Regions from separate parts of the Homo sapiens genome. Here all the other regions are linked to region 3. The links are chromatin contacts, found by Hi-C or POLR2A ChIA-PET in ENCODE. All regions are on one chromosome and are shown on one strand. Each heading gives the region's core, a stretch centred on a gene start or an enhancer-like site at or near the end of the contact. The rest is flanking DNA. Distances are from core to core; before and after follow the strand shown.

Region 1 (3,251 bases), core at 500-2,999, 380 kb after region 3:
AAAAAGCGTGAGCCCCAGATACTACTGTGGCTTGTGTCACTTTTTTCCAGGCACATCCTCAATTTTAGCAAAATAAACCTCTAAATTGATTGAGACTTGCCTCAGTCATTTTCTTTGGTTTGTAGAATAAAGGGAGCTTCAGATTGGAAGGGAATTAATAAATTCATCTCCTTCCTTAACCAAGGATTCCTTTTTGCTAGTAAGAGAAATCACCAACTCAGTTCTATGATCACCAAAAAGGAAAAAATGGTCATAAAAGAATGGATGGATAGATGGACAGATGGATGGATGGATGGATAGATGGCCAAATAAACATTTTATGAGCATGAACACTGTGTTGTTTTCACATACATTCCACTGATGCCCAATAGAGTATGACAGCACACAGACATCCTGTGGTAGAAACCAATTATTATCCTTCAGGAATGAAGGATGTATTCTTCCAGCTGTTGGAAGTTATACTGAATAAAGCCCTTAATTGTCAGCCTCCATTGGAGATTCCTTAAGCTAAAGAGAGCCACTTCATTCCAGGTTTCATCCAATAACTGCTCCACACAAAGGTATTAAAGCCCAGCCCACTTTCCCAGCTCAGGACACCTCTGAAGATTCAACTGTGTCTTCCACTGAGACTGTGTCATAGCTTTACTTGTTCCTCTGCTCAATCCTGCTTCATTCCCTTCTATTTCATAGGGACTGACCCCAGAAGCACTTCCTAATAAACTACCTGCTTGTTAATCTTCATCTCAGAGCTTGCTTCCCAGGAAACCATCCTATGACATATCCTTATATGAATTTTTTATGTGACATGCCTCTCTTGTCAACCACATGCATTCACTGAACACCCTCATGGTGACTCACAGAGGAACAAAGACTATTGGGGCTGGAAGGGAACTTAGGGAGCATTTTATCCAACCACTTCATTTAATAGAGAATATTCTGAATTTAAGTAATTTACCCAAGATCACTTTCATAGTTAATGGCAGAGCTAAAACCAAACTCCAGGTCTCCTGACTCATAATCCAATATTTTTCTATTACACAATGATATTTTCCCAGAAAAACAAAAGGTCTTTGTGCACACTTGAAGAAGAATGTAACACTCTACATCAGCTTACAAAGTCAAAGAGCAAGAAATCATTCAATAAAAAAAAAATCCTCCTACCATGGTTTCTGGTTTATTTTCAAAAGCAGATATGAGTAATATTTTGAAATACTGCTGGTTTCCTATTCTTCATTAATATAAATAAACAGATACATCAGCTTGGTTGGGCCAACCTCCATTTTTGATGATACATTTGAGTTGGAAAATATCTTAAGACGGATTCAACAGGATCTGTGCTGGGATCCTGGAGGGCCTGCTGTAGTTAAACACAAACTTTAAAGTGCTTCAAATAATTTCTATGAATTATCATCCTCATCCTAGGCAAAATGATCATAATTCAGATCCTGAGTTAAGACACAGAGAAGGCCAGGAAGATTAACAACGAAGGCTCCAAGGAGGAGATGAAGAAAAGTGGAGACACTTACTGTTCTTCTTAGCTTATAAACAGGGCATGACAACTTTTCTTCTTGTAATAAATCTTATGATTTTTCCTATGTATTCCCATAATACCTTGTATGGATCTTGATTTTTGTGACCACATGGATTATGATTATCCTTTTTCTCCCTAACTAAACTAAGAGTTCTTTGCAGTCAGGCACTGTGCTTAGTCACTTTGTTATGGCTGGAAGAGATCGCGTTATCCCAAGTTACTGGCTGCATATTTGTCTGGGTCTGTAGCAACTTCAGTCCTTGCCTCCTCAGAAAAAAGAATTCAGCTGAGAAATTCTTTTATCTCAGAAATTCAGAAAATTCTTTTTCTGAATTTTATCTCAGAAAAAGAGACTGAGATAAGTTTCAGAGCAGGAATGGAAGTTTATTAAAAAGTCTTTAGAATAGGAAAGAAAGAAAAGAACCCTTGGAAGAGATCCAAGTGGGCACCCGAAGGTCAAAGACAGAAAAAGAAGCAAAAAAAAAAAAAAAAAAAAAGTCGGGGCTTTAAGCTTGATCCTAGGACTTTATAGGCTTGCCGCTTTCCCAAGATTCTTCCCTTAGGGTGGTCTTCCTGCATGCACAGTGCTTTCCTTACCTTTTGGAATTGAGCACTGGCAGTGTGTTTAGGACGTCATATGCATGCTCACCTAAGGCTTTCTTCCCTTTTCTGATGGCGTGTTCCAGGAACATCATACCTTGCAACTTTTGTCTCTTAACTCAGAAAGTTGCTTTTCCCTGGGGCCTGCATTCAATTAACATTTTGACGTTCACGGGTATGGACCATGAGGAAATGGACTCTCCCTGGTGTTGCCAAATTATAATTTTTAGAGAGGCAATGCCATAATTGCTGAACCATCACCCAACATTCCTAGTGGGGTGCAGGGGAGAGCCCCCTCCTGTAACAACTCGAGTGCCTAAGTCTGATTAGCACTGATTGAATGTTTGTCAAATGCGTGAATAGTTGAATGAATGACCAATGTTGTGGTCTCCTCGTCATTTTTTCCTCAAAATATCTTGCCCATAGAAGCCTTTATAGGGCCTGAGGACCTCATGGGAGTCAGGAGCAGAGAGGAAAGTTAAGAATTATTTTATGTTATTGCAACACATTTTACATATTAGGAAAAGAAGCCAGAGGACTGAAGAGATAGAAGGATTGTGAACTTATGCTATCAAAAGAAGTGTGTTTTGTGTGGGGTCAATGCTTCAGAGGAGTGAGCAGGATCCCAAAGTATATGAGTCCAAAATTTTCTCACCCTCCTTACCTAACTTAGAACTTAGGTAAGCATTCTCAGTTCTTATGTTTTAAACCTCTTTCTCTGAAACCTACAAATATTCCTTCAGGTCTAAACCTCAGGATAAAACTGGAGAAACAGAGCCCCAAATCACATGCATAGGCCCCAATCTGCAGAATAAGGGCCTTCAGCCACTGATCTTTCTATGAACGTGAAATGGGAGAGAGCACAGCTGGGATGCCTACCTCAAGTCTTATTAAACTGGGAGCTAATCTGATCAGAGGCCCAGCTTAACTGAGGCCAACTATATTTCCTCAGGGTTTTTGCTGTCCCTGAGGAGGAGAGGAGTCAAGACGCAGATCAGAAATACAGTATAAGTGCTTTCACTGAGGCATGCCTACATTTGCAATTCAATTCAGAAAGAGAGAAAAGAAGATGGAACGGGCTACCAGGCTGAAGCTAAATGCCATGGGGTCACTGGGTTCC
Region 2 (3,292 bases), core at 305-2,804, 400 kb after region 3:
AACTGGGAAAGCCACAAGAGTAAGTTATTATCCATGATCAATTCTTTTAACCTGAGCATCTGAGGCTGCTTTTCCTCTGAGAGCATGGATTTTTGTTTTTTAATAAAAAGTTTGTTTTTTTGATCATAAGTTTTGAGCCCATGTCCTCTGCTGGGGTAAGTCTGGTGGAAAAACTCTTTATCTGTCTAAGATCTTTGAGATGAATCAAAGAATTACATGGCATATTAGACCCACGTGGTTCCTTCTCTATGTTCCAAATATCAGGGTAGAGTTTCCCAGGAACACAACTGTCTTCCAAATGTTCATAGTAGTCCAATTGTTGCTACATTTTCACCAGTGGAAACACATGCCATCTTGGGAAAATAGGCAGGAAGAGGTAACTTTAAGAATCATAAAATCCTAACATTTCCATTGCTTCTACCATATTCCCTAACTCTTTCATATACTCCAAAGATATTGTGATTTGAAGATACCCCGGGACACATTGCCCCATCTAAAATTAATTCCTTTATAATACCACACGAGATATTCTTGATACGACGGTAGGCAGAATAAATCATCTAGTTCACTTCGAAACTGTGAACATTAAGATGCAGAGAAACAGTAGGGATGAGAGGACAGCCGGCTGGATCAGCATCTTGACATCAGGAGGGCCCTTCACAGCAATATGAAGTAGGTAAACCTTGCCTTTAACAACCTCCTCATTTGCAGTAGCCAGTGTTTATCAAGTACCTAGTAAAAGCAAGGACTTTGCAACGTGCTTTACCTACTTTAGCTCATTTAATCTTTACAACAACACCATGAATCAGGTACTTTTACCATCTGTCTGTCATAAGTAAATTAACTGCAACTTAAAGATGTTGTTATGTACCCAATTCACATAGCAAATCAACAGTCAAATCTATGTTGCTCTAACCAGAATCTGAGCCCTTAATTCCTATACAAGCAAAAAACCATTTTTCTTTTTTGAGTACCAACCTAGATGCTCAGTGTCTTGGCCTGTCAACTGTCTGCCCAAGAATCTCCATGTTAACACTCAACAGGATCTATCCCTCAAATTCCAAAGAGGCAAGGATTCAGGAAACTTGCTTATTATCTTAGCCACGCCACTGTACTTTCAGAGGGATCAGTATTCTCACTGTGCAAAAACAACAGAAATGGATAAAAGCTTAAATACACACACACACATATATTTCTGAGGGCTCTGTCATTTCCTGATAGCCTATAATCCAAAAGCCAAATGCCTGATTCATATTTTCACACTGAGGCATTAAATATTTTTGTTTTCTCCCTCTTTATTGTTTTAATATTATAATGTGCCTTTTAAAATTCCAAGTAGCATTTGAAATCCAAAAGGGGGTAATGTATTAACCAAAGAAGTGAGTCTTTAAAGTGGAAATTTCCAGGCAGAGGATCCAGTGATTGTTGGAAAGATGCTGTATTCTGATTATGTTTCTTTTCCCATGTAAGGATGATTGTGTTCAGAGAATGCTCTCTGAGATAAGGTTGGATAAAGTGGGAACCGGGCCCAGCTCTCTGAAACAGCGTTGGCAGAAATAAGGTGAGAAAACAGGGCCCACGAGCCAGCTGGCATGCATGACAGAGGTCCCTCCCATGCGGCAGAGATTCGGGGGAACCATAGAAACCATATGGTAGAGAAACCCTGGCAGAAGAGGGATGGCATATCAGAATCCTCTGTGCATGGGGGTAAATCCCCAGAGCTGCAATGTGATAGTGGTTTCCAGAACTTCTGTCTCCCAGTACAGAGGGGCAGAAACTCTTCTTCACTACACCCCCCACAACCTGACTGAGGCAAGAACCACTACTCTTTCCCTCTACCTTACCCTGGGTAACCTCTCCTGGTTCAAGGGCCCCTCATCCAGCAGCGGACTGACTAGTAGTGACTTGTGTTTCTCTTCTACCCAATTGTAAGCTGATGAGAACAGGATAGACATTATTATATTTTGGTATTCCTCACAGCTCACCGCTCTTCTACAGAGCAGGTACTGACTGCATGATGTATCAAAGGAAGAATAAAGAATGAAGCCATGTGTCCAACTTGGAGAAATCCAATTTGCCTCCCAAGTGAAATGGGTCAATAAGTAGCCCTGGTTCTTTTTAATATTGTTTGCAATTCACTCAGTTATTCAACAAATATTTTTGAGCACTCACTATGTACCAGGCACCCTACTGGCAGCTGGGGATACAGCACTAAACAAGGCGCATACAAAATCCTTCCCTCTTGGAGTTGATTACATATTGTAGGAAGGCAGGAAATTAATATGCAAGCAAATAAATAAGAATCCTAGATAGTGATAATTGTTCTGTGTAAAATAAAACAGAGTAATCTGATACACAATGATTAAGATAAGGCAGAGGAAAGCACTTTAAGCAGGGGAACCAAGGAAGGAGAATGAGGGAAGGCCTCTGAACAGGTGAAGAGTAGACATGACCTCTGACTAGGAGGGCCTCATTAATGCATGGAAACTATTTCTAAAGCCATCAACTACTTTTGATAGTAGATATAAAGGCAATACATGCACTTGCTAAAACATTTTTATAATTTGGTAGCATATAAAAAAGGTAATATCTACCTCTGAACTCTACGATTCAAGGAAATACTTAACCATTTTCTTATGTTTTCTTCTAAATACTTACTTTTATTTTCTTTTTGTTTTTCTTAACTTTTATTTTAGGTTCAGGGGGGTATATGTGCAGGTTTTTTACATGGATAAATAGCATGTTGCTGAGGTTTAGGGTACAAATAATCTAAGAAGCAGCACCTCCTATCACAGGCCCTGAGGTCTAGAGGAAAAGAATGTTTCCAGGGTTCAGGTCCCCCCCACCCCACTTCCCTGTGCAGCCTCAGGATATTGCTCCCTGCATTCAGGCTGCTCCAGCTCCATCCTCAGTTCAAGGGCCACAGATATAGCTTGGGCTGCTGCTTCAGAGGGTGCAAGTCATAAGCCTTGGCTGCTTTGATATGGTATTAAACCTGTGGGCATGCAGAGTGCAACAGTGAAAGAAGCTTCACAGCTTCCACGTAGATTTCAGAAGATGTGTGAGAAAGCTTGAGTGCCCAGACAGAAGCTGCTGGTATGGCAGAGCCCTCAGAGAGAATATTTACTAGGGTAGTGTGAGGGGATAGTGTAGGTTGGAGCCTCCATACAGAGTCCCCTCTGGGACACTGCCTAGCAGAACTTTAAACATAGAACTTTATAATAGAATGATTTATATTCCTTTGGGTATATACCCAGTAATGGGATTGCTTGGTTGAATGGTATTTCTGTCC
Region 3 (3,189 bases), core at 578-3,077:
TCATGAAACCATTTGTTACGGTAAATGAGTTTGGGCATTACTGCCCACGCCCATATGCAATGATTTATCTTCTGCCAAAACAATTTTTATCATCCTGTCCAGACTTTCTAAATGTGGCCCCCCACACACATACTTGTGTGGGGGGTAATGTTGGCAAAATAGTAACCAAGAATGGGGTATAGAAAATCCCTTTTAACCTTTTTGCCACCATAACAAGCTATAGCCTAACACAGATCCTGCAAAAACTCTCTCTTTCTTTTGTTCTTCTAGGGAAAATGAAAGGATTAGGTCAAGAGTTACAGATGTGATCCAGAAGAACCTTTTTTTGTGGCTATTTGTGGCTGTTGGGGCTTTGTTTTGCTTGTTTGTTGATGAGTAGGTGGCAGAAGCCTTTTCAAGAGTGTTTGTCACGTACATTTGGATTCTGAGCAGCTACTGGTCTATTTCCCAAAGGACAAGTGAGCCCACAGAGGTCAGTGGAGAGAGGGAGAGAGTGTGTGTGTGCATGCTCATGAAACGTGGATCAGAATAACAAAAGCAGATGTAGCTGATGGCAGAGGGGCAAGGCTGGAGTTAATAAACCAGCACGCACAGAGGGTTCTGTCAGATGCAGGGAATGCATGACATAATTGTTTCTGCCTCTAATGATCTCAGTGATGTGGGAGACATGAGAATATTAAAACAAGACAGAAAAACGGAAACTCATTTCTAGCAGCTGCCAAACAAAATGGGACGTAAAGCAGGAGAGAGGTATATTGAAATGTTCACAAGGTTCACTTCACCAAAATGAAACTTTACCTCTCACGGATGTCAAATCCTCACCTCTCTCTCATGCAGAAGTCCCCTCCCATTTCCCATCAAACTGTTGCTCCCTGCATTCTTTCTGCATCCTTCCCTGTCACTCTCTTCCCTCGTCACTGTCACTTTGCCTCTCTTGCTTTTTAATCTCTTTCATTTTTCCCCTTCCTTCCTCCCTTCTCCATTATCCTGTCACCACAAACATGCTCTTACAGTTGTTCTCCCCCCTTCCCTCTCTCTCTCTCACACGCGTACACGCACACAAGAACATACACGCACAGACCACACCCCTTCTCATTCATTAGTAATCAACCTGGGAGCCACATCTCCTAATCCCAGCAGTTGAATGGAGCTGTAAAAATGCTCCCTTTGAAAAACACCCAGAAGTGACGCTCCCCGGGCTGCAGGTGGGCGGTGGTGTCGGCGCTGCTGCGATGCTTGCTCCTGCCACGAGGGGGCAGCAGTGCGCGCCGAACGCCGCGCTGCCCGTCGGCGCAGGGAAGGCGGCGCGGACGGCTGCTCACCCGGTGTCACCCGTCACCGCGGCTGACAGCCTGCGTCAGGATTCCGCCCGCGTCCCAGGCGAGCACGGAGGGGCGCAGAGAATAAGCAAACGATTTCTGATGAGTGCGGGCGGGGTGAATTCCGCCTCGGGCTAGTACAGATAGATCTTTTCCAGAAACAAAGGAGTGAGTCAGGCCGCCTGTGAGTCGAGAAGGGAGAGAGGCAGGGCTGGGCGCGACCGCTCGGCCCGGCCGCCTAGCTTCTCCCCGCCCGCCTACCTGCGCCCTCCCTCCTGCCCTGCGGCCCGCGCACCCCCCGCCCACCCGCTCGCGCTGCTGCGGGGCTCCTTCCCCAGGCAGCTGCAGGCGCCGCCCGGTCGGGAGGAAGCTAGAAGGCGGTGTTGCTTGGCCACCTGGGGGCGGGGATGGAGCCGGCCTGCAGAGAGGGAGCGCGGGTGTGTTGGGGGCAGGGTGGGTTTGCAGCCTTTCCTAGGGGTGCGGCTTCCAGCAGTGACGGCAGGGTGAACTCGGCGGCAGGGGGCGGCAACGCTTCTGTCAACCGGCAGCCTCCGCGTGGCTGGGTACTAGAGCTCTGCACATGTTTGTCATAGGTCAGCTCCCCCGACACGCGCGCGCACACGGGGTCCTGGGGTCTTGTTGCGATTCCGCCCCCTTTTACTCCAAAAGAGAGGTAACAGCGTCAACAAGCAGAATAATAAAAAGCGTTTATCGAGTGCTACGCGCAAGGCAGGCTCTGTTTTTACAGTAAATCTATTATTAATTTTAATAAAATGATAGTAAATAATAACAATATGCCCAAATGATGCTGATTGATAACTATCTTATTTCCTTCGTTTTAAGTTGAGAGGATGCAGAAGTATTTTTTTTTCTTTTTCAAGAAGATAGCTAGGTCTGGTTCTCCCTATTTCCAGAGGAGCAAGATGCCTTTATATTTACTCGTGTTGGAAAAACTAGGGTTATAACTACTGTTGGACAGGATTCAGCCTCCGGGCTGTTTTCCCTCCGTGCATTTTTTTTGTTTTCTTTTGAGACGGCGTTTCGCTCTTGTTGCCCAGGCTGGAGTGCAATGGCGCAATCTAGGCTCACTGCAACCTCTGCTTCCCAGGTTCAAGCGATTCTGCTGCCTCAGCCTCCTGAGTAGCTGGTACTACAGGCGTGCGCCACCACGCCCGGGAAATTTTTGTATTTTTAGTAGAGACGGAGTTTCACCATGTTGACCAGGCTAGTCTCGAACTCCTGACCTCAGGTGATCCGCCTGCCTCGGCTTCCCAAAGTGCTGGGATTACAGGTGTGAGTCACCGTGCCCGCTCCGTGCATATTTTTTAAGTGGGAATTTTCATGTAACTGTCCCAATTTACAGCATCCCTTGAACAAGAGAACATCTAGAGACTTGACCTAAATGGTAACCCCATTGGTGGGAGTTGAGGAGCTGTTACTGCCATTAGAAGGGGCAAGTGGCTCTCCAGTTTGCCACAGTACCCACCTTGCCCTAATACGGACTGTTATTACTTGAAGCTGCACCCCTGGGGGAGGGCTACAAGTCAACCCTTTCTTCCCTAACACACACACACACACACACACACACTCACTCTCTCACACAATCTGTCTCTCAATCTCTCCTTTATTTATAAAAGTAAATATTAGACCATAAGTTTCACGAGAGAAGGAATTGTGTCTTATATTTCTTTTGAATCCCTCATAGAAATTCACTGATCTGGACATATTGTAGATACCGCTAAGAACTGCTGAATGGAAATCTGTTGAATAAAATGAGCAATGGAACATTATTTAAACTGTCAGGCTACCACAGATATTGCATCCATTATTTTTAAGGACTATAAAAACATTCATACAAGGCACAACAATT

The links. Hi-C counts contacts between places; a loop is a spot of excess contacts on that map. ChIA-PET counts read pairs that join two places held with the same protein, here RNA polymerase II (POLR2A). Pooled maps may share reads with other maps.
Region 1: a map of ascending aorta shows a loop between it and region 3 (9-fold over the local background). The contact joins two enhancer-like sites. A Hi-C loop is called at or near these places in 2 of 168 maps with a recorded cell type or tissue (ascending aorta and chondrocyte) and 5 of 50 pooled maps. POLR2A ChIA-PET finds 5 or more read pairs at or near these places in 1 of 52 experiments (AG04449).
Region 2: a map of heart left ventricle shows a loop between it and region 3 (3-fold over the local background). The contact joins two enhancer-like sites. A Hi-C loop is called at or near these places in 1 of 168 maps with a recorded cell type or tissue (heart left ventricle) and 4 of 50 pooled maps. POLR2A ChIA-PET finds 5 or more read pairs at or near these places in 1 of 52 experiments (HEK293T).

What each region holds. Positions count from the first base shown.
Region 1 is chr3:115,399,994-115,403,244 of GRCh38, reverse strand. No RefSeq gene overlaps it. Among named protein-coding and RNA genes, the nearest start is that of GAP43, 220 kb to the left of the region's middle. Within about 2 kb of position 1,749, at least 4 of the 41 ENCODE cell types and tissues checked have a DNase peak (open chromatin) inside an H3K27ac peak, as active enhancers do; they include ascending aorta, where a contact is called at or near this core.
Region 2 is chr3:115,379,978-115,383,269 of GRCh38, reverse strand. No RefSeq gene overlaps it. Among named protein-coding and RNA genes, the nearest start is that of ZBTB20, 230 kb to the right of the region's middle. Within about 2 kb of position 1,554, at least 3 of the 41 ENCODE cell types and tissues checked have a DNase peak (open chromatin) inside an H3K27ac peak, as active enhancers do.
Region 3 is chr3:115,782,734-115,785,922 of GRCh38, reverse strand. No RefSeq gene overlaps it. Among named protein-coding and RNA genes, the nearest start is that of SNORD155, 120 kb to the left of the region's middle. RefSeq lists enhancers at 669-1,347, 1,379-1,879 and a silencer at 1,589-1,638. Within about 2 kb of position 1,827, at least 38 of the 41 ENCODE cell types and tissues checked have a DNase peak (open chromatin) inside an H3K27ac peak, as active enhancers do; they include ascending aorta, where a contact is called at or near this core.